Linked DNA regions of Homo sapiens: region 1 is linked to region 2. A link is an interaction called in ENCODE POLR2A ChIA-PET data of the cell type or tissue named here. Cell type or tissue: Caco-2. All regions are shown on one strand.

Evidence for each region. ChIA-PET counts read pairs that join two places held together with the same protein. Peaks named below come from ENCODE experiments on the same cell type or tissue, not always from the same donor. Only the 100,000 strongest peaks of a DNase experiment are listed, where the experiment ranks them.
Region 1: POLR2A ChIA-PET joins it to region 2 with 7 read pairs; 4 of 35 experiments call an interaction of 5 or more read pairs at or near these places.

What each region holds. Positions count from the first base shown.
Region 1 is chr6:158,836,610-158,840,609 of GRCh38, reverse strand. No RefSeq gene overlaps it. Among named protein-coding and RNA genes, the nearest start is that of EZR, 19 kb to the right of the region's middle. RefSeq lists an enhancer at 3,964-4,000. In Caco-2, no CTCF peak of the experiment used is centred here; DNase peaks (open chromatin) are centred at 2,219 and 2,471.
Region 2 is chr6:158,988,926-158,992,925 of GRCh38, reverse strand. The region is part of intron 2 of RSPH3 (radial spoke head 3); the gene reads left to right. Among named protein-coding and RNA genes, the nearest start is that of TAGAP-AS1, 8.9 kb to the left of the region's middle. In Caco-2, no CTCF peak of the experiment used is centred here; no DNase peak of the experiment used is centred here.

The DNA.
Region 1 (4,000 bases), 150 kb after region 2:
AAACTTTGGTGTTGCTCAATGATTCATTAGAGTTATCAGAGCTCAATACAAATTTGTTAATCTGGAAAGATTTAAGACATTTATTTCCTACTCTTTTATACCTTCTAGTAGCTAGTATGTATGTATGGAGGAGGGTAGGGGATTCAGACAAGTTCAGGCCAATAAAAGGGAACAAAAATTACTGGGTGAAAAAACTCACCCTGGCCAGGCACAGTGGCTCACACCTGTAATCCCAGCACTTTGGGAGGCCTAGGTGGGAGGATCACTTGAGCCTAGGAGTTCGAGACCAGCCTGGGCAACATGGTGAAACCCCATCTCTACCAAAAATACAAAATTAGCTGGGCATGGTGGTGGGCACCTGTAGTCCTGGCTACTCAGGAGGCTGAGGCAGCAGAATTGCTTGAACCCGGGAGGCAGAGGTTGCAGTGAGCTAAGATCACGCTTTGCACTCCAGCCTGGGCAACAAGGGCAAAACTCCATCTCAAAAAAAAAAAAAAGAAACTTGCTTTTCTACCTCAGATCACCAGCCTGCCATAGTTTATTCCCTTCTCTTTATCTGGGCTCTCATCTCTCCCACAACAGAAGAAAGACTTTAGGTCCTTATTGCCCTCAAAGAATGTGAGCTATTTATTCTCTGACCTCATCACACTTTGTGCCTCTCTCCGGTTATCTATGTGCATCTTATCCATCACCCTCACTGGCTTTGCTGGAAAGTTTAAATTTAATAATAAAACTTATTTTTTTGAGACGGAGTCTTGCTCTGTCACCAGGCTGGAGTGCAGTCGTGCGATCTCAGCTCACTGCAACCTCTGCCTCCTGGGTTCAAGCAATTCCCCTGCCTCCCGGGTTCAAGCAATTCCCCTGCCTCAGCCTCCTGAGTAGCTGGGATTACAGGCTTGCGCCACCATGCCCAGCTAATTTTTTGTATTTTAGTAGAGATGGGTTTTCACCATGTAGGCCAGGATGGTCTCGATCTCCTGACCTTGTGATCCGCCCACCTCGGCCTCCCAAAGTGCTGGGATTACAGGCATGAGCCACTACGCTCGGCCAAACTACTCATGTTTTGCAGTGTGTCTGTGTTGATCTGCTATAATGATGTCTGTCTCTCAAACGTGTGATTTCTGGATAAAATTCCTTCACTATCTTCTTTTCTAAAAACCTGCATCCACTTAGGTATGTCACCTTAAAACAGTTTACCTATAAACCTCAAGGAAATGATGATTAGTGTCTACTATGGAAGGATTTGTCTTGTTTAAAGTCTAATGAGGGCATATGCTGGGTCAGAGTTTGCTCTTAAGAAGAGGAAACTCGCCGGGCGCAGTGGTTCATGCCTGTAATCCCAGTACTCTGGGAGGCTGAGGTGGGCCCATCATTTGAGGTCAGGAGTTCGAGACCAGCCTGACCAACATGGTGAAACCCTGTCTCTACTTAAAAAAAAAAAAAAATTAGTTGGGAGTGGTGGCACAGGTCTATAGCTCCAGCTACCTGGGAGTCTAAGGCAAGAGAATCGCTTGAACCCAGGAGACAGAGGTTGCAGTGAGTCAAGATCGTGCCACTGCACTCCAGCCTGGGTGACAGAGTGAAACTCTGTCTCAAATAAATAAATAAATAAATAAATAAATAAATAAATAAATAAAATGTATTATAAAAAAAGAAGAAGAAATTCTTCAATATAATACATAGGGTCAGAAAAATGAAAAAGAAAAATAAAGAAGCAACTAAAGAAGAAGAGGAAATCCCTCGAAATAGAAGCATATATTTTTGGATGTTCATAAAATATGCAGAGGATAAAGGAGGCCAAGTTTGATCCCATTGCAGATGAATACTGAAGCTTAGACATATTCCTTTCTTTCTAATAGTAATTAAAAGGTTTAGTTTTGTTTTTTACTTCTTGTTGTCTAAATGAAAATCGAAACAAAGCAAAGCTGTGACAGTACTTTGTAAATGTGGATGTGCTTTGGAAACCTATCTTCAAGGGTTGGCAACAATGAGACATAAATATTAACAGCTGGCACTTGTATCATGTTCTTCTTTGATAGGGCAGATTTTATCGGCCCCACTTTGAGAGAAAGCTGCGGTCACTGAGGTCACCCAGCTCATCAAAGGTAGAGTTCTGTTTCAGACCCAGGTCTCTGATTCCAAATGCTTGGCTGCGTCTGCCACCCATCCTCTTTCCACAGAAGAATCTGGTTCTCCACAGAAACCAGGAAGGCCTGCAGAGCCGGAGGGCATGCTGTGGTTGCCGTCTTTCATCCCAGCCTGAAACAGATCCTTTTGGAAGGACTCTTGGCTCTTCTGGCCTCTGTCTTCCAAGCCCTTACACACAGACACACACATACATACACGCACACACCCACACACAGCCTTAGAGAACAGAGCCGGGTGTGGAGTCTCTGCCTGCTCCACCGTCACATTTCCACAGAGACAGCCAGGATTCTGTGGTGTGGGAGTGGGAACCGGGATCTCCCTGCCACCCAGGCAAGAATGGGCAGCGCCACGTAGTCACCTCAGCAATTCTCATGATGCAGGGGACGGATGGGGCCTCCAGGGCTTGTTGGCCACCCCTTCCCCCTCCCTCTGGAAAAGCTCCTCAGCTCCAGTGTTCTGCTAGCTGGCTAGTTTTGTACATACCTATTAGAGGAAATGGTGACTAACGTTTATTTATTGAGCACCTGCTATGTTCAACACACAATATTAATTATTGTTTTATTTAATAATTAATTGATTAATGTTATTATTGTTTTAATACATTTATTAATTTATTGTATTATTGTTATAATTAAAATTTCCTGGGCACTCGCCAGGTGCATGAATTGACTCTAATGAGTAGCACAGTGACTCTGGGTGTTGTGGTTATTTTACAGATGGGAAAGGACAGATTGCTTGGGAATTTTGCTCCAGTTTATACAAAGGGTGAGTGGCAAACCCAGGTCTCATTCCAAAACCACTGAACGGTAGACAAGGGACTTAGTGCTGTGAAGGATGGAGACCTGTCATGAAGGATGCGGACCTGTGTATAGCTAACTCTAATAGCAGGTGTTACGGGCTGAATTGTGTCCCCCAAAAAGATATGTTGAGGTCCTAACCCCCGGTACCTCCTAATGTGACCTTATTTGGAAATAGGGTCATTGCAAATGTAATTAGTTTGGGGTCACATTGGAGTAGGGCGGGCTCTTAATCCAATAGGACTGGTGCTCCCATAAGGACAGAAGAGACACAGAGGGAAGATGAGGCTGTGACCACAGAGGCAGGGATGACAGTGATGCTGCCACAAGCCAAGCAATGCCTGGGGCCACCAGAAGCTGGAGGAGGCAAGGAAGCATCCTTCCCTGTGGGTTTCAGAGGGAGACTTCCAGCCTCCAGAGCTGAGAGACAATACATTTCTGTTGTTTTCAGCCACCAAGTTTGCGGTCCCTTGTGACAGCAGCCCTAGGAACCTGGCACAGCTGGCAAGGGAGCAGTGAGCAAGTGAGCAGAACTTGAGGTCAGGGGAGTGGCTAAAACAGAATGGGAAGGTCTGGTCTGCTGCCTTTGCACTGGGTCTTAAAGGATAAGTAGGGTTGAGGAAGTAAAGAGGTGGGCTGCAGGAAAGTACAAGTCCAGGAGCAGCAGCAGGGGTGACTGCGATCAGCCTGGGAGAGGGCAGAAGGCCACATGACCACAGTGTAGGAAAGAAGAGGGTGGTGGGTACACCGGCGGTGGGGATCGGATCCCGGAGGGCTGTGGATCCTCCACACAGGACTCTGGGGTGCAGCCGTCAGCTGTGTGCTCCCCGGCACCTCCTGTGCCCCTGCTCAATGAGTCAGGCCCCCTGGGACCCAAGCTGTCTCCCCTGGGCTCCAGACCCATCTTTCCTGAAGCAAGCATCCCCTTGCTGTGTTAGCCACGATGTGTTACCCTTTTCTGCCTCAATTTTTTTTTTTTTTTTTTTTGAGATGGGTCTTGCTCTATTGCCAGGCTGGAGTGCAATGGCACGATCTCGACTCACTGCAACCTCCAC
Region 2 (4,000 bases):
ATTTAATCAAAAAGTCTGAATTCTGCTTCTTTAATTCACTCAACAAATATTTATTGAGTTTTAGGTCCTGTTCTGGGTACCTAGGATACAGAGATGAGTAAGACATGGTATGATATTAAGGGTGGTGAGTTCTTGGCACAGAAATGAAATACAGATGAATCCATAAACAGTATATGACATGTAAGTGCCTAATACAAGATGGTGATAGAGATGCTCCTCCACTTAGGATGAGGTTACGTCCCAATAAACCCACTGAACACTGAAAATGAATTTAAAACACCAAACCTGCCGAACACCATAACATAGCATAGCCTACCTTAAATATGCTCAGAGGCCAGGCGTGGTGGCTCACGCCTGTAATCCTAGCAGTTTGGGAGGCCAAGGTGGGCAGATCACTTGAGCCCAGGCGCTTGAGACCAGCCTGGGCAATGTGGGTAACCCTGTCTCTACAAAAAAAAAAAAAAAAAACCCCACAAAAATTAGCTGGGCATGGTGGCACGCCCCTGTAGTCCCAGCTACTTGGGAGGCTGAGGCAGAAGGATTGATTGAGCCCAGGAGGACAAGGCTGCAGTGAGCTGTGATCACACCACTGCACTCCAGCCTGGGTGACAGAGGGAAACCCTGTCTCAAAAAACAAAAACAAAAATACAACCTAGAAGGTTAAGGAATTGAGGGAAGCTCAGTGTGCCCTGAATCGGAGTCTGAGGCAGGGAGTATCAAGAAATACGTGATTAAAAAGAAGTTAAAGATGAATAATAGCATTCAAATCCACGTTAGAGAGAATGTTGTTGAATGTCAAATGAGGGATGTGAAGAACCCACCTAAGGTATGTTCCCAGAATGAGACCCTGTCTACAAAAAAAAAAAAAAAAAAAACAGTGCTCATTAGCCTACAGTTGGGAAAAATCATCTAACACAAAGCCTATTTTATAATAAAGTACTGAATATCTCATATAATTTATGAAATATTAAAGTGAAAAATAGAATGGTTGTATGAGTATTCAAAGTACATTTTCTGTGGATACTTTTGTATCATCATAAAGCTGAAAAATCATAAACCACATAAGTTGGGGAACATCTATTAGTCTGAAGCAATGGTTAACTTAATAAACATATATATATGTATGTATGTATATACACTTCAGCCCTATCCTGGATCTCCTGCATTAGAACCTCCAGGGGTTCCCTGCTTCTCCCACTGAGGTGGTATCAACAAGGGTGGAGCAGGAAGCTGAACTGTCACCTTCACCCAGTACCAATGAGGTAGTAGGAGATGGCACAAGTCAGTGCCCCACTCTTTCTGGGGTGGTGCCAGCAAACCCAGTGGGGTAGCTGAATTGCAGTCCTATCTGGTAGTAACAAGGTGGTATGAGGCAGTGCTAGTCAATGCTGCACTCGCCCTACACCACCACCAGTGTCGACAGAGCCTAGAAAGGAGCTGAACTACCACCCCCACCTGGCACCAATGTGTTGGTACAAGTTGACCCTCTGCTTTTGTTGAGGTGGTGTCAGTGGGGCCCAGCAGGAAGTTGAACTTCCAACCCCACTCAGGCTTGTGCACTAAAACAAAAAGGGTGACTTCCTACTGAAAAATTAAATAGAATCCAAAGTCTTAAAATATAATACCCAAAATAGCCAGGATACAAACAAAAATCATTCATCATACAAGAATCAGGACAGTCACAACTTGCATGAGGAAAGACAATCAAGAAATGACAAAACCAAGATGACTCAGATGTGGGAATTACCTGACAAGGATTTTAAAGCAACAATCAAAAATGTTTCAATGAAAAGTGAGCAATTATAGACACTCTTGAAACAAATAAAAAAATCTTAGCAAAGAAATACAAGATACAAAAGTGAACCAAATGGAAACTTATAGAACTGAAAAATACAATAACTAAAATAAACTCACTGGATGGACTCAGTAGTACATTGGAAATGGCATAGGAAACAGTCAGTAAATTTGAAGAAGAATCAATGAAGAACGGAAGTTATCCAGCTGAACAGAGAGAAAATAGACCAAAAAAAAAAAAAAAAGGCTGAGAGAGCTGAAGAACAATCACAAAGATTTACATTCATGTTGTTGGAATCCTAGAAGGAGAGGAGGAAAACTATGAGATGGAAAAATATTTGAAGAAATCGTGCTTGAAAATTCCACAAATTTGGCAAAAGGCCTACAGATCCAAGAAGCCAAGTGACCCCCCAAGAGGATAAACCCAAAGAAATCTACCCGAGACAAATCAAGATCAAACTTTTGAAAATTAAAAAAAAAAACATTTTGAAATTAGCCAGAAAGAAATTACACGTTAGCTAAAGGAGAACAATGATTTAAATGGCAGTGGATTTCTTACCTAAAACATGGAGACAAGAAAGTGGCACAATATTTTTCAAGTCCTTAAAGAACTATCAAGCTCTAATTCTAATCCAGTGAAAATATTTTTCAGGAGTTCCAAAATGGCAGCATAGAAGCAGGCTGGCTTCACTCCCCCTGCAAAAGAAAATCAAGAACAAATGTACAGTGCCAAGATTACCACCAGCAATATTCTAAAGCTCAAGTTGAAGGAAGAAGCAGTTCCCAGGGCTACAGAAAAGTGAAAAAGCTTCAAGGAGATGGTAGGAGAATCAGACGTTCATGTCTACAGTATCTCTCCTTCTAGTCTGCCTGGCACTAAGGGTGTGGAGGATTGTATTAGGGTTCTCTAGAGGGACAGAACAAATGGAATAGATATATATATATATAAAGGAGAGTTTATTAAGTATTAAGTCACACAATCACGAGGTCCCACAATAGGCCATCTGCAGGCTGAGGAGCAAGGAGAGCCAGTCCAGGCTCCAAAACTGAAGAACTTGGAGTTCAGTGTTCAAGGGCAGGAAGCATCCAGCACAGGAGAAAGATGTAGGCTGGGGGGCTAGGCCAGTCTCTCTTTCCACATTTTTCTGCCTGCTTATATTCTAGCCACTCTGGCAGTTGATTAGATTGTGCCCACCCCGATTAAGGGTGGGTCTGCCTTTCCCAGCCTACTGACTCAGATGATAGTCTCTTTTGGCAACACCCTGAGACACACCCAGGATCAGTACTTGGTATCCTTCAATCCAATCAAGTTGACACTCAGTATTAACCATCGCAAGGATTTATCTCTGACTTGTGATTTCTGCACTGGAAAAAGATCAAGGTGGACAACTAGTTTCCCTACCATGTTGGGTTTCCTGGCAGGAAATTCAACCCACCAGAAGCATCATGAGTTCCTGAAGAGAGAAATACCCCTGAGTACAGCCAAAAACAAAATGGGGAGGTGAGACTACCATCTCCAGCCCTGGACACTCTGCTGTATAACTCAACCAAAGGAAACACCAAATCAGAGTGGCTGTTCAGCAGCACCACATTGTAGGAGATAACATTGTACCGGTCCCCTGGGCACAAACCCCTAGCCAGTCACACTACCAGTGTATCCCCTTTGGGACCTCCCCCATTCAGGATGGGCAGTGCTCTGATCATTTACTAGAGCCAGGTGAACCTGGCCTTAAGGCACCACCTAGAGCCAAAAAGGAGGCAGCAATCTAGTGATAAAGGATCTCTGTCGGGGCGCAGTGTCTCATGCCTGTAATCCCAGCACTTTGGGAGGCCAAGGCAGGCAGATCGCTTGAGGTCATTAGTTCGAGACCAGCCTGACCAATATGATGAAACCCCACGTCTACTAAAAATACAAAAATTAGCCAGGCATGGTGGCGGGCACCTGTAATCCCAGCTACTTGAGAGGCTGAGTCAGGAGAATCGCTTGAACCCAGGAGGCAGAGGTTGCAGTGAGCCAAGATCACACCACTGCACTCCAGCCAGGGTGACAGAGCGAGACTCTGTCTCAAAAAAGATAAAAAAAAACTCTAAGAAAATATATCCAATAAAAAGCAAAACAAGCCAGACAGATTAGACTGGATTAAATAATCCTTCAGTGCAGAGACATAGACGTCCATCCACATGAAACAACAGCAAACAGAGAACC